Regions from separate parts of the Homo sapiens genome. Here region 1 is linked to region 2. The links are chromatin loops, found by intact Hi-C in ENCODE. Cell type or tissue: Caco-2. All regions are shown on one strand. Each heading gives the region's core, and the rest is flanking DNA. Links, peaks and the distances in the headings are about the cores only. Region 1 overlaps PARD3 (par-3 family cell polarity regulator). Region 2 overlaps PARD3 (par-3 family cell polarity regulator).

Evidence for each region. Hi-C counts contacts between places; a loop is a spot of excess contacts. Peaks named below come from ENCODE experiments on the same cell type or tissue, not always from the same donor. Only the 100,000 strongest peaks of a DNase experiment are listed, where the experiment ranks them.
Region 1: a loop joins it to region 2, with 5 times the contacts of the local background. A loop is called at or near these places in 4 of 110 quality-filtered maps.

Annotation. Positions count from the first base shown.
Region 1 is chr10:34,470,573-34,486,521 of GRCh38, forward strand. All of the region lies in intron 3 of PARD3 (par-3 family cell polarity regulator), which reads right to left. Among named protein-coding and RNA genes, the nearest start is that of PARD3, 340 kb to the right of the region's middle. RefSeq lists enhancers at 14,054-14,554, 14,555-15,055. In Caco-2, for the core only: no CTCF peak of the experiment used is centred there; DNase peaks (open chromatin) are centred at 6,849, 9,149, 9,469 and 9,939.
Region 2 is chr10:34,419,339-34,435,287 of GRCh38, forward strand. All of the region lies in intron 5 of PARD3 (par-3 family cell polarity regulator), which reads right to left. Among named protein-coding and RNA genes, the nearest start is that of PARD3, 390 kb to the right of the region's middle. RefSeq lists an enhancer at 7,595-8,794. In Caco-2, for the core only: no CTCF peak of the experiment used is centred there; a DNase peak (open chromatin) is centred at 8,093; H3K4me3 peaks cover 210 bases.

The DNA of each region.
Region 1 (15,949 bases), core at 2,684-10,683, 49 kb after region 2:
AATGAAAATAAAACAGTACCTCTTTCATCAGGGTAATGTAAGGACTAAATAATATAAAGGGGTTAAACAGTGCTAGACATATAGTGTGTACTCAGTAGAGAGTAATATAATAACCATTACTGTGATCATTACCCCAATATTTCTAAATAATCATCACATATATCATTTAAAAAATAATGAATCTAAGCAAGTAAACAAATTTCACCTACCTTTTAATCATATCTACTGTAATAAAAACACAGAATCTATATAGTTAACAAATAATTTATTGTATATTTCAAAGTAGCTAGAAGAGAGGATTTGAAATGTTTCCAATACAAAAAAAGATAAATAATTGAGGTGTGAATATCCTAATTACCTAGATTTGACCATAACACATGGTATGCATGTATCAAAACATCACATATTCTCCGTAAATACATAAAATTATGTATCAATTTTTAAAAATCTATAGAATCTAGACATTTGGCTGCTCTACTGAAAAATTTTGTTGAATAAAATGTTTCTTTTGTTCAATAAAGTATTGTCAGAAAGTGTAGTGCCCAAATATATTATTTATACTTAAGACAGAAAATACTCAAAGTAATATGTTAATCTGCAGGTAGTTTCTGTCATATACTCACATATACAATTACACGAAAGGTAGTATTTTAGCAAATGTATTTGCATAGAAGAGCTTGCTTGCAATTGCTATAACAGTATCAATAATACACTCAGGTGAACATTTGTATCATTATCAGTAACAATGAGAACAGCCTGGCAAATAGGATCACTGTCACAGCAGAGAAGAAACAGAATTAAAAATGCAAAGTGAAGAAGAAAAGAGTCTGCAATAGCTGCAATCAGAACTAAAAGTTCCACTCAGCAACTGAGTGAAATCACTCAAAAACATAAGACAAAATTTAAATTATGTTTAGAATACTCTGTTTTTAAAAACTAGGATGTAAGTATTTGTTTTAAAGCCTCTAACAATACAGTTTTACTGACTGATTGACTGGTTGAGACAGAGTCTGGCTCTGTCACCCAGGCTGGAATGCAGTGGCACAATCTCGGCTCACAGCAAACTCCGCCTCCTGGGTTCAAGTGATTCACCTGCCTCAGCCTCCCGAGTAGCTACAGGCTACTACAAGTGTGCACCACCATGATAAGCTAGTTTTTGTGTTTTTAGTAGAGACGGGGTTTCACCATGTTAGCCAGGCTGGTCTTGAACTCCTGACCTCAGGTTATCCACCCGCCTCGGCCCCAAAAAGTGCTGGGATTACAGGCGTGAGCCACCACGTCCGGTCTAATGACATAGCTTTAACCATGAAGCAGTAAACTCATCATTTGTTCTAGGAGGGATATTTTTGAAACACTGGTGCACTGGTCAATGGTAAAGATATGGAAACCTTGAGGATACCAAACAGGCTATTTATATACAGTGAAAGCTGTATTTAAACCACTGTCAATCCAATAGTCTCCAATGTGAAAGCAAATTAGAACTTATCAGAGCAAACAGAAGCATATGAAACATAGTAATAACAAATTTAACATGGACTTCTACATCATGAGGATTCAATAATAACAACACAGTCTGAGCAACGTTACTAGGGCAAAAATTTAGTCAACTCCAAATTTAATACTTTGGTGGCTATCTTAATGTGCTGAGAGAAACATAAACATGAGGATTTTAATAATTTCTGGATTTTAGTGTCTGTAAACATTCATGACAACCTTTGCTGCTTATTAATTTACACCCCCCAAAATAAAAATAAACACCAATAAGAACTATATAGTCACTCTTAGAACAAGGTCGCAAAAATACACATCTAAAAATTGATATGCATTAATATTACAATGCCCTTACTATAAGGAAAGTTCTCTACCAAGAGGAAGCAAAATTTCCAGAATCATCAAATTAAAAACTGTAAGGAAAAAAGCAACAAAATGGGGAGAGGTGGGCAGGAAAACTCTAAAAACTTTTAGACAATGTTATTACTTAGACACAGATTCTGTTGCTGTCCAATTACAGGGTTAGTTATTCAGTTGTTAGGTACCTCTGTACACCTCCATTTCTCTCCCTCTTCTGTCACCCATCTGTATGTAAGTCTACAAGAGGCACTATTAACTCAGAAGAGGAGGCCTTTAAAAAATAGCACAAACATAGGACCAAAAGCAGTACCCAATATCTATAGTAAAATAATCAAAGAAAAGTATATTCTAACCCCCCAATAAATTCAAGGACTGAATTAGCTTGGACACAATAAAACTGCTTGCCCTACTTGTGTTTGAAATTTTCCTCAGGAGAATACATTGCATACATGATTTTGATTAAATAATTAAGACCATCTTCTTAAGATTAGACACAAACATTGTGTTAATGTGTTAGTCTGCAACAGACAGACAAAAATAATTAGCATTTATCTCTATATACCTGTAGCTCTCGAAATAAAATATGGACTGGGGGAAAGGGGATTTGAGAAGAGGAAGATAACAGAGGGAGCTCCAGGCCCTGCGGGATGTCTCTTATGGTGGGTGATGGAGCTCATGGATAGGGTGGTGTTTGCATAAACTGCAATGTGAAGGCTGCTACAGCGAATGCTCTATCATGCAGCCCTTCTTGTTAGTTCTTCCAACATTAAACTTTTTGTTTGCATTTCAGCAATATTTATAAAATAAATTAAAATAAATACAGTCTGGATCTTCTATTTGCACTACCTCGTCACTGAGTACTCCCACGCAATTTCAGGTGCCACGTTTACATTTATGTCCACTGTCAAATTCAGGAAGGAGTCCTAGATTTGATTACCACGCTGATGAGAAAGAACAAAACCCAATAAAACAAGTCAACGAGGCCAGGTGCAATGGCTCACACCTATAATCCCAGCACCTTGGGAGGCCAAAGTGGGAGAATTGCTTGAGGTCAGGAGTTCAAGACCAACTTGGGCAACACAGTGAGATCCTGTCTCTACAAAAAATAAAAAAAAAAAAAATAGACAACTGTGGTAGCACTTTCCTGTAGTCCTAGTGTAGGAGGCAGGACTTGACTGCAGAGGCAGGGCTTGGACACCAGACCAAACTGAGGACTGGCTAAAACAGGGCTGGGACAGAAGCAGTTTTCCATCAAACACACTCACCAGCTGTCATGTCAGTTTACTACTGCCATGGCAACACCTAGGTGTTACCTACTGTTTCCGTGGTAATAACCTAATGTCCCAGTTACTACTCCTTTCCTAAAAATTTCTGTATAAACTTCCCCTTAATCTGCATGTAATTAAAAGTGAGTATAAATATGATTGCAAAACTGCCCTGGGCTGCTACTCTCTGCCCATAGAGCACCCCTGCTCTGCAGAAGCAGTCACAGAGCTGCGACACTGTTGCTTCAACAAAGCTGTTTTCTTCTAGCCCCAGCTTGCCCTTGAATTCTTTCCTGGGCAAACACAAGGACCTTTATGGGCTAAGCCCCACTGTGGGGCTCACATGTCCTGCATCAGTCCCAGCTACTCAGGAGCCTTAGGTGGGAAGATCACTTGAGCCCAGGAGTTCAAGGCTGCAGTGAGCCGTGATTATACTACTGCACTCCAGCCTGGGCAACAGAGCAAGGCCCTGTCAGTCAGTCACTCAACAGCATTTTCTCATCAAAGGATGGCCAAATGACATCATAATGATGTTGAAATCAAGGTTTTCTTATGGTTGGAAGTGCTGTAAGACCTGAGTCATCACAGTACATAAAGGCAGCATAACCCAGGTCCAAATAAATAGACCCCGGGGCAGGTATAGGTTCATACAGCCTACAATTTAGACTCAGCAAGACTTCTTCATCTCTCACAATGATGTGCTTCTATCTGATGGATCTCTGTTACACATCTGGATGTGTATTGGTTTATGATTTCTTCTTGGATTTATGATTGCATGAAAATTATAAGGCATTTTTATGGAGTTTTCACACACACATACACACGCGTGCACAAAGTTTAGTAACAGTGTACTAGAACCCACCACTTAAACGGAGGGATCTGAAATTTTTTTATTTAAATAAGGCACTACATTAGACACATGGAAAAACATGCGACCCACGTCACAGATGAGTAAGCTGAGGCTCAGAGAGATGACATGAAAAGTCAGTTTTCCAGCCAAGACTTCAGGCTCCTGAGCCAGTGCTCAATCACAAATCACAAATTATGAAATCAAATCTATTAAGTTCCATTCCTAGCTACCTGTGGATACAAATGTTGGTTTGTTTTTTAAAAGAGAAGAATTTTGTTGTTTTCCTAGTAGAATTATGCACTGAGAAATCATATCCTGATTTTAATTCATAGAACGATTTCATTTTGGGAAGAGGAAGAAACGTTACATTAGCCATAAACATATATTGTAAGAGACATCCAAATTTCAGAAATGTTAAGATAGGAAAAGGAAAAAAATCTATCATTAAATGGAGGAAGTACTACATATAAAATAGGAAAGCATGCCTGCAAGGAAACAAACTAGATTCAGTGATTCCCAAACTCTGATCTCAGGGCCCTTTCACACTCTAAAAATTGATGACCTCAAAGAGTTTTTGTTTATGGGAGGGTAGAGCTAGTGATATTTACCATTTTAGGAGTGAAAATGAGAACAACTTTAAAATATGTATTAATTCACTTTAATAATAATAAAACTCATCACATGTTAACACAACTCAATTTTATGAAAATTGTATTTTATAAAACAAAGCACATTTAGTGGAAAGAGCAGCAATGTTTAACATTTTGCTTAATAGAAGACATCTGGATTCTCATATCTGCTTCTGCATTCTCAGCTGCCATATGAAAAAGTATATAAAGGAAAAACAGAACTTCACAAATATGTAGCTGGAAGAGGGAATAATATCTTAATAGCTTTTCCAGAAAATTTTAGATTTTCTTCTGTGATACCACACCATAACTCGACCAGTGGTGGTTTCTCAAAGGTCAGCTACAATGTGAATGTGAAGTTTTCTTTCTTTGTTACATTAAAATCTATTTGTCTCACATTTTGAATTAAACTTCTACCCACGAGAAATTCCATAACATTAGTCATTTGGAAAATATTAGTTACTGAGTTATGCCAATCTTCCAAATGTTGATACATTTCTTTATTTCAGAAAATCACATGTTAATATCTCTGCCAATTTAATCAGAAATATCTTTATGTACTGGGAAGCAGTCATGCTCACAGTGGGACATAAGTTTTCCAAAACCTAATTTTACCTAGAAAGTTTGAATTTTATCTTTAGCAACAAATATTGCCCATTTTTTGCCTTACAGTGACAGGCTTGTGTCACTCATTTTTAATAAACTCTCTGCCAGACACTCAGGTCTGAATAACCAGTTTTTCTGTCCGTATTTCAAATGAAAACGCTGTTCTATGAGAAAACCTCACCATGTAAATCAAGCCTTCGCATAAAAGTATTTCTCAAGACAACCACTGAGAAGCTGGGCGTGGTGGCTCACGAATGTAACACTAGCTACTGAAGGAGGCTGAAGCAGAAGGATCACTTGAGCCCAGGAGTTCAAGGCCAAGCTGGGCAACACAGTGAGACCTTACCTCAACAAAAATAAAATAAAATTAAAATTTAAAAAGGAACCACTGAGCTTCCATATGTTGGAGAAGTGTTTTATGCCGACATCATCACACAAAATGTTAAATTGTATATTAAAGTGTCAGATTTTAAGTAATTAATTTTGTTTCTTCATCAAAAACAGTGGGTGAAAATGGCTTTTAAAAACACTGCGAGTGTGTGGGGTAAAGAATACATTTGGTGCCACCGTCTTGATTTGTGCCAAGTGATCTCTACATTTTTGCCCCTCAGGTCCTGGGCACCACTGATGTAGATGTCAACTCGGTGAACAACACAAAATCGCGTTTCATAATACTCTGAAAACAGTACTGCACTTATGGCCTTCCTGAAATGATCTTAGTGATCCCTTAGGGCCCAGAGACCACACGCTAAGAACCACTGGCCTAGACCTGTGATACTGGCACATCAGTCACCTCTCTGGGCCTCCATCCCTAATTTATAAATTCAGAGGCTGCATTGCTGGGTTTAGAAGTTCCCTTTAATACCAAAAAGGTGCGAGTACACATATGTTCATATACCCCCAACCAGTGATCATCCACCAAACCTCATCCTGAGAGAATAATAATTTATGAAAAATGTACTAGAAAAAAACATAAAAGCACTGCAAAGCAGTCTCAGCAGCCATGCTCAGGGTAACTCCCAACAGGTCAAAGTACGACAAGCAACACAGAGTTCTAGAGAATGGTGCAGTAGTAGTCACAAATGGCATGAGATCTTTTCACGAGTTTCACCTTATTTTAAGGAAAGACATTCATATAAATATGTGGCCTTATCAACAAAATGAATCATGAAACACAACTGCCTGATTCATCTAAAAGTTCACCTAAAAGGTTCCCCACCTCTAACTGTCCTGACTAATATAACATTGCATAAAGAAGGTAATTTTGCTTTGGCCTCGGATGAATAAAACATGATCTTCTCACCTATGATTTGCTACGTTTCTGGGGCCCATGGCCTATTTCAGCATTATTAATAATCTGATGTAATTTGTGTTCATTACAGTAATTAGAAATAATAGGAGCTTCTCATTTAAGGTAATTTGGTCACATTATGGCCACTCCTTATCTCAAATTTTAGCAAAACTGATGCATTTTAAAATATGATAAAACTTTCTAATCCCATAATCTTCTGATTTATTTAATATATAGATTTTCAAAGTATATCCTCTGAAATATTAAAAAGAAAATTCAAAGACAAGGATCTTCAATAATTAAGCTGCTGCATGAAGCACAGAGCGACTGGTGCGATGTCACTGGGTCCAGAATGAGGGTGGAGACTGTTTGATGTGTACACTGCTTTGAAGAGGGGATAAAACAGCAATAAACCTTCATCACAAGATCTGAAATTCTCCATGGCACTAATGCACTGTAAATATTGATGTCTCTCTCTAGGTAAGGTGCCTTTTAAATAAGTGGAAGAAATGGTGATCTAATTATGAATTAGAGCAAATACCAAAGGGCAGACATATACATTTTTAACTGTTAAATATCCCACCCTTTCTTCTCATCAACTTGCCCAATGTCTCTCTTCCTTCATTCTTCAAGTCGTTTTTCAACTATTTAACCACTTAAGGCAATGAATAAAACTCTGCCAAGAAGACAGGCATAAATCATCAAGGTATTTAATCGAATCTAAATATAATATGCAGTTACATGTGTGCTTTTAGAACTTATGATACAAACAGCAAAATTACTCTTCATGCAAAATGAAAACTGTCTCTCTCCCATCTTCAGGGCAATCATACATTTCCTAAAGAGACATCTAACCATGGGAAGAACCAAGTTATTATCACATGCTGTGGGGATACAAACCTGTCATCACGATTGCAAAACCAACCTTCAGATATGTGTTACTCCTTTTCATAAAGGTATTTATCCATACTTCATTTATTTCCTAGAATCTTTGGAAGAAATTTGTGGAAGGCAGGGCAAGAAATAAGCTTTGAAAAGCAACAAATGACTCAGAGAGAAGGATATAAAAATGAATCTTATCACCTTGTTATTAAATTTTTTTTCTATATAAGCAATAAATACAGGATACTATGGTTGGAAGATGCTTAGTGATAAACTGAAATATTACATTTTACAGATAAGTGCAATGAGCACCACAAACATAGTTTAAGGGCTAGGTCAATCACTATACTCCAAGAAGACCCAGCTGCATTGGGAGTACTTGGTAATTGACTCTGTGCAATTCAGATCTGATCACATTGCTATCCAGACAAAAATAAAACGTATCAAAAGTACAAGATGCCTATATGTTGCACTTGAAACAACAGGTGATTTAATGGTAAGTTTAAGATACATTTCTGTGGATAACAGGATGTTTTCAATGGTTGCACTGAATCCAACACACATAAGGAGGGAAAATAAAGTCAAGGGGAAAAAAACATATGCAATTTTCTTTCGAGACGGAGTTTCACTCTCGTTGCCCAGGCTGGAGTGTAATGGTGCGATCTCGGCTCACTGCAACCTCCGCCTCCCAGGTTTAAGTAATTATCCTGCCTCAGCCTTCCGAGTAGCTGGGATTACAGGCATGTGCCACCACGCCCAGCTAATTTTGTATATTTAGTAGAGACAGGTTTTCTCCATGTTGGTCAGGCTGGTCTCAAACTCCCGACCTCAGGTGATCCACCCACCTGGGCCTCCCAAAGTGCTGGGATTACAGGCGTGAATATATGCAATTTTCTAATGACATATTAATGTTTCCATCCAAAAGCCAAGCATTTTTCTGAGGCATATTAAATCTATACCATTACAATTCTCACTCTGAAACTGACAATATAACCACTCTGATCAAAAATCTTCTAAACACTCACCTGAGTACAAGAAAAAATCTGAATAAGATTGTATACATTTTATATAAAGGCTGTATATTAATGTTATATAAATGTTAATATTGTGGTTGTGACAGAACAGGAACTTTTCTCAAAATCTTATCATTGAAATGAATCTCTCTGTATCATTTCTTATACCTGCATCAGATTCTATGATTAGCTCAAATTTAATTTTTTTTTTTTTTTTTTTGAGACAGAGTCTCGCCCTGTCGCCCAGGCTGGAGTGCAGTGGCACAATCTTGGCTCACTGCAAGCTCCACCTCCCGGGTTCACGCCATTCTCCTGCCTCAGCCTCCCGAGTAGCTGGGACTACAGGCGCCTGCCACCACGCCCGGCTAATTTTTTGTATTTTTAGTAGAGACAGGGTTTCACTGTGTTAGCCAGAATGGACTCTATCTCCTGACCTCATGATCCGCCCACCTCGGCCTCCCAAAGTCCTGGGATTACTTTGGGGCGCGTGAGCCACGGCACCCAGCCTTTAAATTTTTTTTAAAGCACAAAGAGTTAAACAAAATCCCAGTTGCAAATTCTCAATGTCAAGGCCTGCCGCAATCGAGACTTAGGGTACCTTCCTAACATTATTTCCGATAATATTCTTCTTATCACCCAATGTTTAGCCCCTACAGCCACTGCCGGTGCCCTGTAGCCTGTCCACACAGACAGCTCCCTGAACATGCACCACAGTAGACAACTGCATGGCGCACCAGTGCTGCAACTTCCATTATCAGGAACCTTTGCCCTCCTCTCCACCCACTTCAGTGTGTCCTGTACTCTACAAGTCCTCCTCAAATGACAGCACCTCCTCCAACCCATCAGATCTAGTATTTGTGTCCTGGCACCAAGTGTTTTGCGGACTCAGAGAGGGGTCTTTGAGGACAGTTTAGCAGAAAGACTGTTTCTAATATATGGCAGGATTAAGGAATGACAACAAAGGGTATAGTGCCCTCTGCTCACATGAGGCAAGGGGAGCTGTGACATTCCCCAGAGGGCCACAGCTGCACAAAAGCCACAGCCAGGAAGGCTGAATAAGCCTGCCTTTTCCATCTTTCCACTTCTGTCAATGCCCTGCTGCTGCAGTCCTTGCAGGCACAAGGCAGACGGCATAGAGCCTGGACAGTCAGTGTGAGGGGCTGGCCTCTTGGCATATGGAGCAGAGCACAGATAGGTGTGGAGGATCAAAGGAAACAATCCAGCTCAGACGTACTAGTAAAATTCCTCTGCCTCTTTCTCCTACTGCACCTTGCTTCTCCTTTTTTGTCTTTTTAGAGACAAGGTCTTGCTCTGTCACCCAGGCTGGAGTGCAGTGCAAGATCACAGCTCACTGCAGCCTGGAACTCCTGGGCTTAGTGCTCCTCCAGCCTCAGCTGCACCAGTAACTGAGACTATAGGTGGACACCACTACTCCCGGTTAATTAATTTTTTATTTTTTGTAAAAACAGGATTTCACAGTGTGGCCCAGGCTGGTCACAAACTCCTGGCCTCAAAGTGAAACTCCCATCTCAGCCTCCTAAAGCCTTGAGATTACCAGCATGAACCACCTCGCCCAACCTGTTTCTACTTTTAACAGCATCGGCCAGTTATTCAACTAGAGGACAAGTATTGACTCTATTCATTTTTACAACTCATCCACTCTAGACACACACCCCAACAAAGTAGGAACAAAATGTTTTAAAGTTGGCTAAGATATATCAGTCAGGAACAAAAATACTTCCCAATTCGTTTTTTAAATAGATGTATTCCAATATTTTATTTTTATTTTAAACTTTTATTTTAGCTACAGGGGTACATCTGCAGGTTTCTTTTTCTTTTTTTTTTTTTTTTTTTCTTTTTTGAGACGGAGTCTTGCTCTGTCACCAGCCTGGAGTGCAGTGGCGCGATATCGGCTCACTGCAACCTCCGCTTCTCAGGTTCAAGCTCTTCTCCTGCCTCATCCTCCCAAGTAGCTGGGATTACAGGTGCCTGCCACCACATCTGCATAATTTTTGTAATTTTAATAGAGATGGGGTTTCACCATGTTGACCAGGCTGGTCTCAAACTCCTGACCTCAGGTGATCCACCCGCCTCAGCCTCCCAAAGTGCTGGGGTTACAGGTGTGAGCCACCACGCCCAGCCCCTGCAGGTTTCTAATACAGGTAAGTTTTGTGTCACAGGTTTGGTGTACAGAATATTTCACCAACCAAGTAATAAGCATAGTATCCAACAGTTGTTTTATTTATTTATTTATTTATTTATTTTTATCATCACCCTCCTCCCTTTCCCTCTCCCTCTCTCCACCCTCATGTAGGCCCCAGTGTGTGTTCAGGGACTCCTTTCCTTTCATCCCCAGGGTAGAACAGAGTGGTTAAGGGGCATAAGAAATGGACATCAGAGGTGAAAAGCCTTTGACTTCTCTCTTCCTGCCTCTCAGGCGAGAGTGAAGGACCTGGCCTGAGGCAATGATGTAAATGACCAGCTACTTATCAAAACAGGCATTGGCTACTGAATCCTGTGCATAAAAACGTGGTATCCCCAGGTCCTTTGCTAAGCCAGTACAGTTCAGGGGAAAAGTTAGTTGAGCCCCTGCCAGACACATCAGGGAGTGATCTGGCCACCCAGAGAGCAAATGGAAAGCAGCAGTTCACAACAATGACTTTTCCTCTTTTATATATATTTTGGTGTCCTTATTTTGCTATGGGAGAGCTACCATCCAGCTACTTCAACCAATACATATTTGATTAGCATCTAACTAGACATCATTATCCTAGTGATTTTCAAAACTAATAAATATGGGGCCAAGATGTTGAGAGTCATTTACTGTAGAAAAGTAGAAAAAAAAAATCACTCTAAAGTGAATCCCATTCTGACCATTCATTCATTTATTTGAGACAGGGTCTTGCTCTGTCTCCCAAATGGGAGTAGAGTGGTACAATCATAGCTCACTGCAGCCTTAACTCCTGGCCTCAAGCAATCCACCCGCCACAGCCTCCTATGTAGCTGGGACCACAGGTGCCCCCCACCATGCTCAGCTACAGGCACACACCACTGTGCCCTGCTAATTTTTATCTTTTTTTTTTTTTTTTTTTTGAAGCAGCATCTTACTCTGCCTCCCAGAGTGGACTGCAGTGGCACCATCATTGCTCACTGCATCCTTGAGCTCCTGAGCTCAGGGAATCCTCCTGCCTCAGCCTCCCATGTAGCTGGACCCACAGGTGCCCCCCACCATGCCCAGCTAATTTTTTTATGTTCTGTAGAGACAGGGTCTCACTTCGTTGTCTAAGCTGGTCTTGAACTCCTGGCCTCAAGTTATCCTCCCGCCTCAGCCTACCAAAGTGCTGGTACAGGCATGAGTCATCATGCCCGACCTGGCTAATGTTTCTATTTTTTAAATTAATGGGTCTCGCTATATTACCAAGGCTGGTCTCAAACTCCTGGCCTCAAGCAGTCCTGCTGTCTCGGTCTCCCAAAGCGCTGGGATTACAGGTGTGAGCCCCTGCCCCAGGCCTCTGACCATTCAAAAAGGAACAAATCCTCTAACAGATTGCTACTCCCCAGCGACTGGCTCAGGACAGGTAAAAGGCAAATGTTAGTAAATGTCCAACAGGGACAGTTAGAAGAGTACTAAATACCATGAGAAGCCCAGATGAAAATAACTAAAGGTATTTACATACCTGGTACCAGAGACTTTCACTGAGAGAATATTATGGAATTATTTTTCTAGATTCTTTTTGTACTTTCAGAAACATACCTTAATGAGCAATGAGGAGATTGAAGCTGAGACCAGGGGAATATAAGGTGGAAAGAAACTGAGAGAAGAAAAAAGAAGCAAGTTAGAGGGAGGATAGAGGGGCATGTGAACAGGTAAGAGTGAGCTATTTTCCTTAAAATTAAAAAAAAAAAATGCAAGGTGCAGTGGCTCACGCCTGTAATCCCAGCACTTTGGGAGGCCAAGGCGGGCAGATCACCTGAGGTCGGGAGTTCAAGACCATCCTGACCAACATGGAGAAACCCTGTCTCTACTAAAAATACAAAAAAAAAAAATTAGCCAGGTGTGGTGGTGCATGCCTGTAATCCCAGCTACTCAGGAGGTTGAGGCAGGAGAATAGCTTGAATCTGGGAGGCAGAGGTTTCGGTGAGCCAAGATCGCACCACTGCACCCCAGCCTGGGCAAGAAGAGCGAAACTCCATCTCAGAAAACAAACAAACAAAAATGTGTTTCTCTTGCAGATGATAAACAAAAATGAACAAAACATGAGAAAGAAAAAAGACACTTTGGGAGGCTGAGGCAGGTGGATCACTTGAGCCCAGGAGTTTGAGACCTGCCTAGGCAACATAGTGAGACCTCGTCTCTACAAAAAATACAAACATTAGCTAGGCACAGTGGCACGCATCTGTGGTCCCAGCTACTCTGGAAGATGAGGCAGGATAATTGCTTGAGCCTGGGAGGTCATGGCTGCAGTGAGCCCATTTCATGCCACTGCACTCAAGCCTGGACGACAGAGTGAGACTCTGTCACCAAAAAAAAAAAAAAAAAGAGAGAGAAAAAAAAACAGAAAAAAGGGGGGAAGCTTATGCTATTGTTATTTATAATATTGCTTTTCCTCATATATGTGCTGAGTAGGAGATGTGCTACCTTTCTATTTCCATATGGCCAACAGCCCCAGATAGAATGTAAGACCCACAAGGGGATAGAACGTATCTTTCTTCCTCACTGTCTCACCCTCAGTGCCCAAAACAGTGCCCGGAAAACTAAATACAGTTGATTCTAGTTTTGCACAATAGTTATGTTATATAAAGTAACTGTAAACACTGAATTAGCAAATACTCAACCACTGCTCCTAGGAGAAATACAAGGTTAGGTGGAGCCTCTGACCACAACCCTGTTGTTCACCATTCAATACAGAGCCTTGCCTTAGGTGTGATCTGTATAAAGACATCTTAATTAATATATATTGCTGATTAAACTCACGGCTAACAGGACTATAACTCATACCTGAACAAAGCTTACCTAATAATATATTTTCTCCGGAAGGTATATCACAGACTAACTGTGCTTAGGAATGCTAGACATCATGTTGGTATTATGCTTGGGCGCCATTTTAACAGCAAAATCACCAGCAAAAAGCACGAAAAACATGGCACCAAATAGCCCATGAAAAGGACACTTTTTTAAAATATGAAAACCAGAGCAAGAAGGCAGTTTCCCATTCTTCAGCCTCAACTGGAAACATATTAGTCAAGTGACTCAAACTGTTTGCCATCCAACACATGTTCATGAATGAGCACAAAGGTGCCCCGAGTATTAATTTAGGAGCTACAAATAAATTTTAGCAAACAGCTAAAATCACAAATACGGACTTCACAAAGCATGAGAATTTTAGGTAAATATTTGCTAAATGAACGACTCTCATAAATCTTTAAAGGAACTATACCACTCCCTCTGTCAGATTCCATTCCAGATACTGCTCTTGTGCTTATTTTCTTCATAGGCAATCTTTTGACAGGAGTGTGCTGTTTCATTGCTCCTCTCGAGTACTCAACTAACATAGTTTTTGTTGTTGTTGTTTGTTGTTGTTGTTGTTTTGCCAAGAGTGCCATAAATGTCTTTCCCTTTATCAACCCATATTTTTGAGCCCCATGTCCCTAGGATCTCATAATATACAACATAGACCTGGTCTCTGCCCTCGTGAAGTTTTCAGTGCCCTGGAGAATGTAGACATGATCCAGCACTTCAGCGTGATCCTGCTGCTTCATAAGTACACAGCACTACAGGAACATCTAAGAGAGGCACTGTCTTTAAGAGCTTTAGCAAAGACTTCAAGTGAAAAATAACTGCTAAATTTTACCTATGAACCTTTTGCATTCTCCTGCAGGCCACCTCTTGTGGAAAGCCTCTGACCACTCCTCCACAAGCTCCTTTCGTGGCTGCCAGATCGTGTCATTGTGTTTGCCATGCTGCCCTCCTAGGTTTTAGGACCTTCCTCCTCATTGGCAACCCACTCCTAGACAACCTCACCTTTCACTGTCATATCCACAGAGGCCAGGCCCTTAAAAGTATCCGAGACAAGTCTCAATCAATTTAGAAGTTTAGGCCGGGCACAGTGGCATACATCTGTAATCCCAACACTTTGGGAGGCCAAGGCAGGCAGATCACCTTAGGTCAGGAGTTCGAGACCAGTGTGACCAACATGGTGCAACCCCATCTCTACTAGAAATACAAAAATTAGCCGGGCGTGGTGGTGCCCACCTGTAACGCCAGCTACTCGGGAGGCTGAGGCACAAGAATCCCTTGAACCTGGGAGGCAGAGGCGGCAGTGAGCCAAGATCATGCCACTGCACTCCAGCCTGGGAGACAGAGCAAGACTCTGTCTCAAAAAAAAAAAAAAGTTCATTTTTGCCAAGGTTAAAGATATGCCCCCAACACAGCCTCAGGAGATCCTGAGAACAATTGCCCAAGGTGATTTGTTACAGCTTGATTTTATACATTTTAGGGGACAGAAGTTATAAGCAGACATCAATCAATACATGTAAGGTGTACACTGGTTTAGTTTGGAAAGGTAGGACAATGAAGCAAGGGATTCCGGGTCATAGATTCAGAGCTTTTTGACTGTCAATTGGTTGAAAGAGTTAAGTTATTATCTAAAGATCTGGAATAAACAGAAAGGAGTATCTGGGTTAATATAAGGGGTTGTGGAGCCCAAGGTTCTTACTATGCAGATGAAACCTCCAGGTAGCAGGCTTCAGGGAGAATAGATGGTAAATGATTTTTAATCAGACTTAAAAAGGTGTCAGACTCCTTGCGAGAGAGATTTGTGGGGCCATTTCAAAATACATCACAGAAATATATTTTGGGGTAAAATACTTTGATTTCTTTAAGGTCCAGCTACCTGTCATTTTGTTATATATTTTATTGCTACAAAGAGACTATAATGTGGCTGTTTAAACGTTTTGGGTTTTTTTTTTTTTTTTTTTTTTTGAGACAGGGTTTTACTTTGTCACCCAGGCTGGAGAGCAGTGTCACGATCGTAGATCACTGCATCCTTGAACTCCCAGGCTCACACGATCCTCCTGCCTCAGCTTACCAAGCAGCTGGGACTACAGGTGCGTGCCACGATGAGTGGCTAATTTTCTTATTTTTGTAGATACAGTGTCATGTTGCCCAGGCTGGTCTCAAAATCCTGGGCTCAAGTGATCCTCCTGCCATGACCTCCCAAAGTGTTGGGATTAGAGGCACGAGCCAGCCTGTTTTAATGTTAATGCTGGTCAGTAATACCTGAATTCCAAAGGGAGGAGGGTATAAAAAGGTACATCCAATCCCCCTTTCCCATCATGGCCCGAACTAGTTTTCAGGTTTACATTGGTATGTTCTTGGCCAAGAATGGGTCCATTCAGTTGGTTAGGGGTCTTAAAATTTTATTTTTTGTTTACAGTCTGTTTTGGTTTTGTTTCAGGGCAATGGTGGTGGTGCCTGGCCAGATGAATGGGGCAGAAGGAAGACAATACATGAGCAGAGAAAACTGCATGTGCAAAAGCCAGACACTGAAATTCAAGAGAAT
Region 2 (15,949 bases), core at 4,742-12,741:
AAACCCCGCCTCTACTAAAAATACAAAAATTAACCAGGCATGGTGGCATGTGCCTGTAGTCGCAGCTACTTTGGAGGCTGAGACAGGAGAATTGCTTGAACCCAGCAGGCGGAGGTTTCAGTGAGCAGAGATTGTGCCACTGCACTCCAGCCTAGGTGACAGAGCAAGACTCCGTCTCAAAAAAAAAGAAAAGAAAAGAAGTAATGTGCAAAGAAACATTATTTAAGGCAAGGAAAACCAATCCATTTCAGTTTGGAGTGTATGTATGTCTATTTAGAAAATGTTTTAAATGTTAGGTAGTTACTAGGCAGTATTTCGCCATTATTAAGTAGTTTCATAAAATATTTAATTAGTGGTAAAGTATATAAAATACAATATTTCACCCTACATTTCTATTCCAACTCTCCCTTCAGAAAGAATTAACCATCATTACAATTTGGAAAACAATTCTCTATTATTTTATACATAGGACATATCCATACACTCAAGTGCAATTTTTCACAAGAATTAAAACATACAAATTACGTAAAACTTGTTCTTTTTACTTAACAACATGACTTGCAAATATTTCAATACCTAGGAATTTATTTTTACCTCAACTGTATTGACTGATTAATTGATTGATTGAGACAGAGTCTTGCTTAGCTCTGTCAGCCAGGCTGGAGTGCAATGGCACAATCTTGGCATACTGCAGCGTCTGCCTTCTGGGCTCAAGTGATTCTTCCACCTCAGCCTCCAGAGTAGCTAGTACTACAGATGCATGCCACCACACTCGTCTGATATTTTTAAAATTTTTGCAGAGATAAAGGCTCACTATATTGCCCAGGCTAAATCAATTTTTTAATAGCTGCAGAGTATCCCCACAGTGCAAATATAAAATCATTGATTTAGTCACTCCTCCATTAATGGACACTTAAGCCTGTTTCTAGCACCCTGTTTTTACTGCTACAATTAGCATCCTTATTCACGTGCAAATATTTCTGTAGATACGTGAAGAGGGATTTCTTTATTCCTACTTGTTTTAGTAAATTATTCACTCTGATCAACAACATTCAAACTTTTAACAGTCAGTTTATACATAGGAGACAGATGCCCAAGATAAGGGTGTATGATCTTAAAGAGGATGAAACAGTTAAACAAATAACTCAGAGATCATGATCCTGGAATTCAATGCGCCTCACTATGTTTGCATCCACACAAGTGTTCCTGCTTTTAAGTTTACTGAATGTGCAGCTTTATGGGCAACTATTTAATTGACTGATGACAGGAGTCCTCTCTCTTGATGGTCACTGCCTAATCAACTTTGTTACATATTTTACATGTACATGTACAATAATTCTTGTAGAAATTAATAAAAACACATCACTTGCATGCACAAATAGAAGACAAAGACTACGATGGCAATCCGTACTGTGTATTTATAACAAATATGTAAGCATTAAATCCCACAGTTCGGTTTCTTTTCTCAAATGGTGACATTCAAAAATATATGCATGTTAACATGTTCAGAACAAAATTTAATAATCTTCAATCTGTAATTTTAAACTGCAAAACAGGCCAGGAGTAGTGACTCATGTCTGTAATCCCAACACTTTGGGAGGCCAAGGTCGGGGGGATTGCTTGAGCCCAGGAGTTTGAGACCAGCCCAGGCAACATTGCAAGGCCTCATCTCTACAAATAAAAAAAATCAGCCAAGCATGGTGGTGTGCACCCATGGTTCCAGCTACTCAAGAGGCTGAGGTGGAACTGCTTGAGCCTGGGTGGTCAAGGCTGCAGTGAGCCATGATCATTCCACTGCACTCCAGCCTTGGCAACAAAGCAAGATCACATCTCAAAACAAAACAAAAATGAAATGCAAAGTATAATTTATCTTTCCAAAATGATCCCAAGGAAAACTGCAAACTGAACTAGCATTTACTAGTTATTAACATATATAAGTTATTGTACTACTTATTAATAATTATTATAACTAGTTATTTAAGTAATAAATTATAATATTTAAAGTAAATATAAAATATAAAAGTATTTAATTATAATTTGTAATTAGTTATATTAGTTATTAATAATTATACTAGTTATTACATTAATCTACATTAGATTATACATTTCTATGCATCATATACAACTAAAAATGAGCATCCATGTTTTTTTTTCATTCAACTTAAAAGCACAGGAATCACTACCGCTTGAAGTAAACTTTGGGTCCGGTCTGTTAAAGTGAAAATCTGCTAAAAGCCATGAACTCTTTTCCTAGCTGCAAGCTCATTAAACAATAAATCTTATTTGTGAATTCAGAGAGAATTCCCACCCTGAATCATTCACTTATTTATTCAATTATTGAATGCCTATGATATGCTAAGTGCCATCCCAGGTGCTTAAAACAGATGAGTGAACAAAACGGAAAAGATTTCTGCCCTTCTGAAACTCATATTTTAATAGGCAGGGAAAGAAAATACACAATAAATGTAAAGAATTGTATGTATGCTAGTGCTATTAAAAATGAGTAAGGTAAGGAGACCTGGGAATACAGAAATTTGGAGAGGTGGGGACGTTGCAGAGGCAGCAAGATAAAGTTGTAAACAGAGGTCAGAGAAGGTCTCAGTGAGGAGGTGAAATTCAAGTGAAGACTTGAAGGACCCAGGAGAATTAAGCAAGAAGATATCTGGGTAAAGCAATTTCCAGGCAGAGGACCAGACCAAGGGCCCTAAGGAAGGAACAGATTTCACAGACTTCCCACAGCACATCCAGGGACACCCACTCTCACCCCTAGGAATCTCAGTTTATGAATAATCCACCTTTGTCTATGCAGTTATAATTTAGTAGATAATATCATGGATTTTAAAGTTAGAAAGGCTGAGATTTAAAGCCAAGGTATATTTACTGTGTGACCTTTAGCAAATAATATGGCATTCATAACTCAGGTTCCTCAACCAGAAAACTGACGTAATAATGCTAACGTCTACCCCATAGGATCTGTTTAAGAATAACGTATATAAAAAACTTAGCAGGGTAAAATTCAAGACATGCTAGTTCTTGTCAGATATGAACCCAAAGCACAGGTAACAAAAGCAAAAATAGGCAAACAAGATTGCATCAAACTAAACTAAAAAGCTTCCGCATAGCCAAGGAAACAATCAACAGAGTAAAAACACAATGTATGGAATAGAAGAAATATTTGGAAATTATATATCTGGTAAGAGATTAATATCCAAAATAAATACAAAAAAAAAACTCAAGCAACTTAACAAAAAGAAAACAAATAACTCGATTTAAAAATGGGCAAATAATCTGAATAGACATTTCTCAAAAGAAGACATACAAGTAGCCAACAGGTATATGAAAAATGCTTAAGATTACTAATCATCAGGGAATTGCAAATTAAAACCAGAATGACATATCACCTTCCACCTGTTACAATGGCTACTATCAAAAAAATGAACGATAACGTACTAAAGAGGATGTGGACAAAGGGAACCCTTGCATTCTGTTGGTGTGAATATAAATTAGTACGGCTATTATGAAAAAGGGTATAGGGGTTCTTCAAAAAGTTAAAAATAGTGCTATTATATGACCTAGCAATCCCACCACTGGGCATGTATCCAAAGAAAATGCAATCAGTATGTTGAAGAGATAGCTGTACTCACATGTTTATTACAGCACTATTTACATTAGCGAAGACATGGAATCAACCTATCTTGTTGTTTATCAACAGTGTTTATCAATAGACCCTGAATAAGAAAAATGTGTAATACACAGATACATACATACACAAACACACACACACAACAAAATACTACTCTGCCTTTAAAAAGAAAGAAATCTATCACTGTGGCAACATGAATGATAGTGGAGGACATTATGTTAAGTGAAATAGGCCAGGGACAGAAAGACAAATACTGTATGATCTCACTTATTGTGGAATCTAAAAACACTGAACTCATCAAAGTAGAGAGTGGAATTGTGGTTACCTGGGGTTAGGGGGATGGTGGGTGGGGATGTGTTGGTAAAAGTATACAAAATTTCCATTAGGAGGAAAAAGTTCAAGAGATCTACTGTACAACATAGTCACTGTAGTTAATAACAATATACTGTATACTTGAAAACTGCTAAGAAAACATGTTTTAAGTGTTCTCACCACACAAAATAAACGAAGTACGTGAGGTATTACATGTCTTAATTAGCTCAATTTAGCCATTCCATAATGTATATATTTCAAATCAAGTCGTGCACAATATATACATTTTTGTCAATTAAAACATTTTATAAAATTTGAAAAGGAATAATTCTTGTAATTACTGTTATTAACCAAAAATTACCCTAAATACAGCACACTGATTCACATATACACAAATACATACACAACTGAATTTGGGCATGTTTAAAAAAAGCTAGTAATGTTATTACTATTATCAAAATTGTTTTTAAGAGAACCAGAGTTTCAAGTAGTTACGTCAAATTATGCAACAACTACCTAGGTTTTCCAGACCACCTTAAAATCATAATGGTGTTTTTCAACTCACAGAACCGTTATTAAAGTTCAAATATTAACAAACTGGCAAACTTATAATCACATGGGGAATTGAAAAGAAATCATGAAACTCTGGTCCAATTTTTATCTACTTATTCATAGGAAGTCCCCAAGCAATATTATTCCAGCAAAAAGCAACTCACCACAGATTGAAGATTAACCCTTAAATTCCCTTTTATTTTTAAGGTCATAAATATTTCTATATTTGCAAGTGTTGTTATTGTATATTAACATCTTACCTAATATAATATAATACAAACATAATAGAAAAGTCAAAGAGCAGCTAAAAATTGATGAACACTTCCATTCTTTTCTTACATACAGCAATGCATGCAGGGGATGAAAAATAAAATCACCAGTCATCATTTTCTCTAACAAACAAACATAAAGAGTTTCTTAGGATGAACAGAGATTTTAGTAGCAGAATCCCCTGGGATAAGAATCAAGACCAATGTTATTTAATACATTCATAATAATCTGTTGGAAGAAATAGGCAACAAGATGTATTCGAGTAACAGAAAACCGTTTAGGTAAGTAGAAACCAGAAAGTCTTTGAAAGACTCCAGAAGGAACTAATCAAATATGCAGCATGATGAAACTGGGCTTAGTAATTCAAGTAATCAAGATTCTAACTTTACATTTTTTATTTATTTATTTATTTATTTTGAGACAGAGTCTTGCTCTGTCACCCAGGCTGGAGTGCAATGGCATGGTCTCAGCTCACTGCAACCTCTGTCTCCCGGGTTCAAGAGATTCTCATTTCTCAGCCTCAGCAGAGGCTGGGACTACAGGCGCGCACCACCACGCCGGACTAATTTTTGTATTTTTAGTAGAGACGGGGTTTCGTCATGTTGCCCAGGCTGGTCTCAAACTCCTGACCTCAGGTGATCCACCCACCTCAGCCTCCTAAAGTGCTGGGATTACAGGGGTGAGCCACCATGCCTGGCCTAACTTTAAATTTTGAGCAAAAAGACCTATTACATGAGCAATGGCTCTCTCCTATCAGCAGGCAACTGGGCAAAAATCTCCTTTACTATTTAAAAAATTAAAACAAAGAAGATTCCTCTATTTCTCTTAGCATTCCACATTTTATACCTCCCATTTTCTTCACAGCCTCCTAGAAACCTGGGGCGTGTCCCTCCATTCTACTGACATTGCTGTGAGCCATTTTTAATGTCTCAATCATATGAAAATTACATCTTAATCATGACCAAGACCACTTTTTTTTTTATTCCACCTCCTATCTTCCAATTTTTTTCCATCTCTACTGGAATAGCCTGCATTTAGAATATTTTTGCTCACCCTCCTAAGCGTTCTCTCTTTTGTCTCTCTCTTCTCAAATCCATTTTCATTATACTTTAATGAATGAAACATTCATTTGGAAGCAATGTGACACTCTAGACCCCTTCTTTCACCAACATTGCCTCTTAACGTTATACATTTGGATACTTTCACAACCAGAACCCAATCTAAGTTCTATGCACCCCGGCCACTAACAAACAACTCTCAACACATCAGATTACTCACAAACGAAAATTCCACCAATTTGCTTTTCTTTTCTTTTTTGGAGATAGGGTCTCGCTCTGTGGCACAATCATAGCTCACTGCAGCCTCGAACTCCTGGGCTCAAGGGATCCTCTCACTTCAGCCTTCCTAGCAGCTGGGACTACAGGTGTGCACCACTATGTCTGGCTAACTTTTTTACTCTTTGTAGAGATGGGGGTCTCCCTAGGTTGCTGAGGCTTGTCTTGAACTCCTGGGCTCAAATGATCCTGCTGCCTTGGCCTCCCAAAGTGCTGGGATTACAGGCGCATGTCCCTGTGAAAATAGGTGGCGCTGGGCATGGGGACATGCTACTGTAATCCATTTTCACCTAAACTCTGACTTTTTGCCAAGGATTTTAATCCCCTTCTAGTTTAACTCTTACTTGTGCTTCAAAGCCTAAAGTCAATACTATTTATTCACCCAAAGCAGCTTTAGTGTTTTGGGCAGAGTACCCAAATTTCTATTCAACTGTCAAAGTCACTGAAACGTTCACAGATGCTTTACATCCACCTATATTACTTCATCATAAACACAACAATGATTCCAATCTTCTGTGGACCCAATAAACTATCAGGTATCTGAGGACAGAGTTGAATTTTTTTTAATCAATACTGAACACCAAAGCCTAGAGTCAATACTAAAGAAATATTTAACTGAGCAAAAACAAAATGGCAAATATAGTATTATATTTTCAACCGTACAAGTAATAGGTTTAAAAACCAGAATCAACTGGTTTTTAAATTGTATCTCTATCACTTACTAGGTAGGTAACATGCAAACAGTTTAGTAAAAGGATGAGTTTTCTTACCTTTAAATGGCAATAGTAATGCCTGCTTTACCTACAAGATCATGAACACTGATATTTAGCACAAACCTTGGTACATGGTGAACATTCAGCAAACTGAGTTTCCTCGTTACTCATAGCATTTTCAATATAAATGTTAAACAACTGAAAACACAGTAAACAGAATCCATCCACTTTTTGCATGTGCTTGGTGGCTTACTTCACGCTAAAATGTCCTTTTGGAGAATGGTATTTTTTTGTAGAAAAGAGATAAGGAAAAGAGAACCAAAATAGTTACAGTGCTATAGAATCCACTTCTATAATTAAAAAGTAAGATAGGCAACTTAAGAATGAGTAATTACATGATTATTTCAAAAAATTTACTTGTTAAAATATTTCTAAATAATAGTACCATATCGGCTTAAGTTTAAGACTAATATCTAGTGGCAAATATTTGTTCAAATGAATGTCCTTTTTCTTCACAAGTACCTCAGTGTTAAAAATGTAGGAGACCTTCAATAAGTTACAGTTAAAAGATGAGTCACAACCAGAAAAGGAAGTAGAAGAAGAGCAATCCCAGAATCCCAGGCGTGTGGATGTTACGGGAAGTCAGGGACCCCAAACGGAGGGACCAGCTGAAGCCATGGCAGAAGAACATAAATTGTGAAGATTTCATGGACATTTATTAGTTCCCCAAATTAATACTTTTATAATTTCTTACACCTGTCTTTACTGCAATCTCCGAACATAAATTGTGAAGATTTCATGGACATTTATCACTTCCCCAATCAATACTCTTGTGATTTCCTATGCCTGACTTTACTTTAATCTCTTAATCCTGTCATCTTTGTAAGCTGAGGATGTATGTCGCCTCAGGACCCTGTGATGATTGCGTTAACTGCACAAATTGATTGTAGAGCATGTGTGTTTGAACAATATGAAATCTGGGCACCTTAAGAACAGGATAACAGCGATTTTCAGGGAACAAGGGAGATAACCTGAAAGTCTGGCTGCCTGTGGGCCGGGCATATTTCTCTTATTACCGAAAACGGGTAAGAGAAATATTGCGGAATTCTTTCCCCAGTAAGGAATATTAATAATTAACAGCTCTGAGAAAAGAATGCATTCCCAGGCGGGGCCTCTCAAATGGCCACCCTGGGAGTGTCTGCCTTATGCAGACGTAGGTAGGGATGAAACACTCCCTAGTCTCCTGCAGTGCCCCTAGGCTTGCTAGGATTAGGAAATTCCAGCCTGGCGAATTCTAGTCAGACCGGTTCTCTGCTCTTGAACCCTGTTAAGATGTTTATCAATGACAATGCATGCACAGCGGGACATGGAAGTTCATTAGTGATTCTAGTTTCGCCCTGACCTTGTGACCTCGCCCTGACCTCCTGCCTTGCGATCTTTTGTTGCCCTTAAAGCATGTGATCTCTGTGACCCACACCCTATTCCTACACTCCCTCCCCTTTGAAAATTGCTAATAAAAACTTGCTGGCTTTACCGCTCAGGGGGCATCACGGAACCTGCCGACATGTGATGTCTCCCCCAGCTTTAAAATTTCTCTCTTTTGTACTCTTTCTCTTTATTTCTCAGACTGGCTGACACTTAGGGAAAATATAAAAGAAACTACGTTGAATTATCGGGGACAGGTTCCCCCGATATGTGGAGGCGATGAAGGGGTAGGGGGAAGTGGCAACTACATAGCACAGACACAAAGACACAAACACACCATATCACCATGTAGAGGAATGGGGGAGCTGGACAGTGAAGTGGAATATGTGATGGCAATGGGCAAATGCTACCTGAGAGAGAAGGCCGGTAGACCAAGGCTCTTGCAAGGTGAGCAACTCCCAAAAAACGACATCATCCCACAACAAACCTCCAGCACTTCCCCCATCTTCAAAATAGGACAACTAACTGAGGAAGAATCTCTCCCGATCAACAAACCTCCAGCATTTCCCCAATCTTCAAGATAGAACAACTAACTGAGGAAGAATCTCTCCCAATTCCCCTGACTCTAGTGATAATAAAAATTTTAAAGCAGTATGACTTATAGGATTCTTATGAATAAGCCTAGTCGTAAGAGACAATGCAAAGAGCCCAACATAACTAAAAGCTCTTCATCTACTCACAAATACCTACCAAAAATTGCTTTATTGCTAAAAATGTCTTAAGCCAGGTGTGGTGGTGTGTGCCTGCAGTTCCAGCTAGTTGGGAGGCTGAGGCAGCAAGATCATTTGAGCCCAGAAACTCAAACCCAGTCTGGGCCTCATAGTGAGATCCCATCTCTAAAAGAAAAAAGAGGCCTAAAATTATATAAATTGTCTTTATTTCAAACATTTAAATTTAGAAAACTCATTTATATTAGTGCACAAATTAATTCTTCAAAATACAGTTGAAAATGATGTAGCCCCCTTCACTGTTCAGAAAGAAGACGACAACAGCTGTGTTTTCTCTGGAGTAAAGAGGTTAGAGCCCTGCCAATGGGACAAAAGGGCCAGGAAGGATTATAAAGCCAGTGGTTTTGCTAAATCAAATCACTGGTGGGGTGAGAGACTGTAAGAACTATTTTTTTCCTACATTATAAACTAAAGGAAATCATGCAGAAACACTAACGCTAAATTTTATGTAAGCTTGCACAAACACACAAATATATACACACATCCAAAATAGAAGTACGAATCAGTCAAGGAAAATTTGTTAGCAATGCAAAATGGTGCACCAAAGAAAGAAAGAACTCTTGCTCAGACTGGAGGTAGTAAAGAAAAGAATAAACAATAAACAATTATTTTTAAAACCACAGTATGCATATGGAAATTTTTTAGAAGTCATAGTCAGAGTAGAACGCTTATAAATTCAGGTTGTAAATGAATTCACATTGAAAACATCATACAAATTAATTCCTTTTATATTTTAAAGCCAAAAGTAGGTACAGTGCAGAACTTGAAAAAGACTTAGTTTCTATGAGAAGAAAAAGAAAATAAAATCTCAGAAACTCGGAAAATGAATTTTTATATCCCATGTATGCTGGATAAAATATTCATGAAATGAAATGATATTTCATTGTATATATATATTATATAGTCATGAATGAAGGTTTTAGTGACAAAGTTACTTCTGTCTAGACACCTCTTTGAATTTAAGCAAAACTTAACCTAGATGAGAAGCATTAGAACCACAAGTAAATAAAAATCTTTTTTTTTTTTTTCCTTTTTTTGAGACAGGGTCTCACTGTGTCACCCAGGCTGGAGTACAAGTGGCATGATAATAGGTTACTACAGCCTCCACTTCCTGGGCTCAAGGGATAATCCTGCCTCAGCCTTCTGGGTAGCTAAGAATACAGCCCCACTCTAACTCAGTTTTGTTTTGTTTTGTTTTGTTTTGTTTTGTTTTGTTTTGTTTTGTTTTAAAACGGAGTCTTGCACTGTTGCCCGCGCTGGAGTGCAATGATGTGATCTCAGTTCACCACAACCTCCGCCTCCCGGGTTCAAGCAATTCTCCTGCCTCAGCCTCCCTAGTAGCTGGGATTACAGATGCCCATCAACATGCCCAGCTAATTTTTTGTATTTTTAGTAGAGACACGGTTTCACTATATTGGCCAGGTTGATCTCAAACTCCTGACCTTGTGATCCGCCCGCCTCGGCCTCCCAAAGTGCTGGGATTACAGGCGTGAGCCACTGCACCCAGCCTAACCCAGTTATTTTTAATTTTTTTTGTAGAGATGGATTCTCATTATGCTGCCCAGGCTGATCTCGAACTCCTAGGCCCAAGCAATCCTCCTGATTTGGTCTCCCAAAGTGCTAAGATTATAGGAATGAGTCACTGCACCTGGCTATAAAAATCTGTTTTATTTACAAAAAGCAGCTTAGCCATAATGCTAGTACTTCTTAGTAAGATATTAAGAAACACCTTATTGAAAGTGTTTACCATTTGAGTACAATCTGAGAATATGCCAACTGGCATGTTCTTGAATTATTGGCTATATGGTATTTTTTCTTTTGTTATCAAAGGATTTTAACCATATGTATGACTACATGAAAAACATAACCATCTAACACATATGAGAAATATAAAGATAATACTGATCATACACTCCAAATTTTTTCTACATTTTAAAAATCCTAACCTAGAATATCTTAGAATAGAATAGACTATTGTACGTAATTTACTTATATTATTCTAACAAGGCTTTCCATTTTAAGCAGCAAGTTGACTTCCTAATGATAGAATATGACTATCAAAAATTTGTAGCAATCACTAGGATTGGATAAGCAGCGAGAAGAAAAATAAATTTTATATTAGGCTTGCATGAACTAGCATACGGTAACTAAAATAACTAACACTGATTAATATTGAACCATATTATTTTACATTATCTTTACTGAAGTCCATGAAATCGGTTCTATCATCTACCATTTTGCAAATAAGAAAACTAAAATAGGAAACAATCAATATTGCCAAAGTCACACAACTAAAAGAAACAGAAATTTTAGCTTTTTCTGGGTCAAGACCATAAGCTGTCCGCTATGGTATTAAAGCTTCTGAACAACTGCATAAGGAAGAAAGAGGCAATTTCCCCAATTATCCAGATGAGGAAATGGAGGATCACAGGGGTCAGGCTAATGAATGCCTCAGAAAGTCAAATCTAGGCCATCTGATTGTGGGCATATTACACCACTTCCTCACAGGGTGTGACACAGAGGGAGCACCGCAACATCTTTTACTCCACAGAAATGAAGAGGAACATGTAGGTCATGTGATAAAAACTGATTGGCGTTTTCTAGACAGATCATTAACTGAAATAAATGATTTGGATTTCCACAAAATTCTACCACACACTTTCTTTTTTGGATATCAGTTTTCATTAAGTGACCATTTTAGCCCAGGTTGAGGCCTCTCAAGGAAACTACAGATTAAGTAGCTTACTCCAGATTGCAGTTAATAAGTATGATGCTGAGATCCATCTTGGCTCTGCACATGAATAACACCCCTGATGCTACCCCTTCATTTTCAAGCAGAGTGTCATCTTAATGTGAGCATCAATACACATGATCAAAGACAGAATTAAACAATGAATGACACAATGCTGATTCAGAAAGTAGGGGGAGTCTAGCATTGTAGGAATATCTGAAGTCAGAAGGAACAGAATTGATTTTAAAGGAAGGCACAGCAGTCCACCAGAGCACAAAATATGCATGAGATCATGGTAGGAGATGATGCCTAAAAAAGTTAAATAGAAATTTGTGCCGGGTGTGGTAGCTCAGGCTGGGTGCAAGGGGCTCACGCCTGTAATCCCAGCACTTTGGGAGGCCAAGGCGGGTGATCACCTGATGTCAGGAGTTCAAGACCAGTCTGGCCAACATGGTGAAACCCTGTCTCTTCTAAAAATACAAAATTAGCTAGGCATGGTGGTGTGTGCCTGTAATCCCAGCTACTTGGGAGGCTGAGGCAACAGAATTGCTTGAACCTGGGAGGCAGAAGTTGCAGTGAGCCAAGATCACACCACTGCACTCCAGCTTGGGTGACAGGAGCAAAACTCTGTCTCAAAAAAAAAAAAAAAAAAAAAAAAAAATGCCGGGTATGGTGGCTCATGCCTGTAATCCCAGCAGTTTGGGAGGCCGAGGCGGGTGGATCATTAGGTCAGAAGATCGAGACCATCCTGGCTAACACGGTGAAACCCCGTATCTACTAAAAAAATTAGCTGGGCGTGGTGGCGGGCACCTGTAGTCCCAGCTACTCGGGAGGCTGAGGCAGGAGAATGGCGTGAACCTGAGAGGCAGAGCTTGCAGTGAGCCGAGATCACGCCACTGCACTCTAGCCTGGGCTACAGAGTGAGACTCTGTCTCAAAAAAAAAAAAAAAAAAAAAAAAAAAAAAGAATGCAGAGAACCCAGAATATCAAGATAATAAATTTGATTTAACTTAAATCAAAATACAGTAGGGAGTGTTTTGCATGCTTTTAAACTTGCAGGTGAGGAAATCCAAGTGGCAATTTGGAAGACTAAGCAAATAGGAAAACGCAGAATTGATTTTAAAAACAAACAGATGGAGAGGGAGACAAATATTACATAGGTCTAGTCAAAAGGAATATGGCTGAAATGAGAACAGGTGCTGTGAAAATAGAAAGATATACACGTGCACATACACACACACACACACACACACACACACACACACACACAGAGGAGTAAAGGTATAATATATAGTACCTGGCACTAGGTAAGACATAAAAAATTAGAGAGAAGATAATAAGAGAGTAAGTTTGAAGCCTGGGAGACACAGAGCAAAATTAAAAGAAACAAGAAAAGAATGGCCAATCATAGAATTTTCTGGGCGTAGGAAACACCAGAAATTAACTACTCATGATTTCACAGGGGTAAGGTAATTCTGAACACATAGGTTGCTATATATGGCCCAGATCCATGGACAATGAGGTTCAGAACTGGCAGTTTCAAGTCACATTGCCCTTTTTATTAGGGACCACTTCCCATCTCAGGGAAAACATAAAGATGGTTTACCTTCACCCATGTTGAATCTGAGTGATCAAAAAGATATCTAGACAGTAGTGACCAGCCCATCCTTGCAGGTAAGCACAAGTCTGAAGGAACAGGAAGAGGAACTAAAGTAACATAAAAGTTCACCAAGGAAGAGCATGTAAAAACCCATCCAGAGAAATGACCAGCACTCAGGGAGGTAGAGCAAAAAGAAGAAATTTCTATAAATAATATGAATGAGCTTAGAAACAGAATGTCAGAGGAGTGAAGAGGAAAGCTTCTCCAGGGTGCCACAGATCCAAAGTGCTATTTCAGCCATTTACTAACAGCAGGGGGAAAACTGCACATGTACCTTAAAGTACATTTAAAGTACCTTAAATAAAATGTTTACTTTCAATAAAAAATTTCTCTGCATATTTTACCATTTCAAATATATTTAAGGAACTAAGACACAGGATTCTACCTTTTATTAAAATCTACAACCAAAGGAGTAACAGTTAACTGTTCTGTAATAATGTGTAATCTAACATAACTTACTCCCAAGTCAAAAGCAAAAACTTAAAAATTCAAATAGTCATTATATTGAGCCACAGAAAATACACCAAGTCACTGCCTAAGTCATGTCCAATATTAGACAACTAAATTACCAAAAAGTTTCACAGATTGCTCAATGGAAAAACCTTTTAAAAATAACAAATACATTATTTTATTTGAATCAAGACCTATTTTTCTTGGCCAACCTACAAAAATATGTTTCTCTTTCTAAGAGTTCAGGACATTAATACCAAAGTCTCAGCCAGAAGTTTATGAAAGTATTACTGAACTGGATCTGTTTATGATTATAATACAAAGTTCTCAGGAAAATTAGTCCCCCAAGGGACTTAAAATATGAGTAATTCAAAAAGCCCAGATTTCTGCTGATATAATCAAACTAACATTCCTTGCCCTCCCCTCAAACTTTCTCCAATTTAATCTAGAGGAGATTCTTGAAAAGTTAATCATTCAATGTAAGAAAATATATACTATCTATGGAATAAGATTTTTTTATCAAAATGGTTGCTGTAAAAATGTTTTAAGAGAAGAACATTTCCAGATATACAAATTACAAGCAGAAAGCCCTTTATAATAACAAATGTATTCAATAAAAGCATGGTTACGCTAGGCTGCAAACGTATGTGACAGAGACCCAATGCCTCCACACATTGAGTCATGCCTCCCTCGAAAACAAAGCAAATTAAAAACTCAGAGGAACAGATATGGGTCCTGCCCTCTTTAAAAAGAAAGACATAATTAAAATGAAATTTGGAAAGTGCAAGGATGGGAAAGAATAAGACACTATTATGTGTGCCTCACATTGGTTTTGGCAGGGATCGGGTATGGCTAAGAATAATGAGCTGAAGGAGGCAGGTGGCAGGAGATCAGAACAGCAGATCCTAGGCAGGAAAAAGGGAAGAGTTGGCCAGCATGTTCAAAGACCCAGAGATGCAAGAACAGGGTAGATCTGGAGACTAGAGTGAGTTCAGCAGGGCTGCCTAACCTGGGAATGCACCCTGGAAGCAGCTGCGATCCACATGGTGAAGGAACATCAGGAAGACTCAAAAAGGACAAAAACACCAATATCAGCCCTCACACTTAGAGTATTTCATGTGTTTTAGCTACTGTCTTAAGAGCTTTCCATGACTCATCTTATCTCATCCTCACAATCCTCTGAAATATATCACAATAGATTATGAAGCTTGCTCTGACACTTAGAAAGTTCAGCAGCTTGGTCAGCATAAGACATGCTGTGCAATTCCAATCCAGGTTGCTGCAACTTCAAGCAGCTGTTAACCACTTCACCCACGGTGTTCCTGGGTATGGTCAGAGCCCCAGAGTGTGTCAAGCAGTGCTCCTGACCACACATCAGTCTAGCCACAGTGGACAAAGAGATGTAAACAGGGAGGAGGGCTGCAGTGTTGTGTAGTGACCCAGGTGAGAGCTGTTGACAGCTTGGACTTTGGAAGTAGTAATGAAGATGCAGAGGGATGAATGAATTTAAAAATACAATTGCCAAGATTAGAGGCATACAGAAAAGAGGAGGAAAAAGTAAAGAACACTCTAAATATCAATGGCTGATAAAAGGTGCAATATCAGGATCCTGGACTGTCTTTTCCTTAGTGAAAATAGCCTCAAAATAACATCATAACTATCACATTCACACACCAGCACATATTCACATTCACACGAGGCTTTGCTATGAGCTGCACAAATTCTGTATTTATTTTGATCAAGCATAAAATTAATTTAATTAATTAGGACAAGTTGACATATAAGAGATAGAAAACCAAAATAAATAAAGGTATCAGGGAACGGTAAAAGACATTTAAACATTCTGTCATTCTAAACACTTACATGCAATTTCAGAAATTCCACATTTGATATCTAATATTAATTTAATACTTATTTATCCTGTGTATATGTGTGCATAGCTGTTTCTGGTTTACATTTTGATATTACAAATAACAGGAAAAAAAAAGGAAGTCACTGTGGCTATCTCTGGTACTTTTGTTGTAATTGCAGATGGCAACACTTCATCATCTCAACTTCTTAAACATCAGAA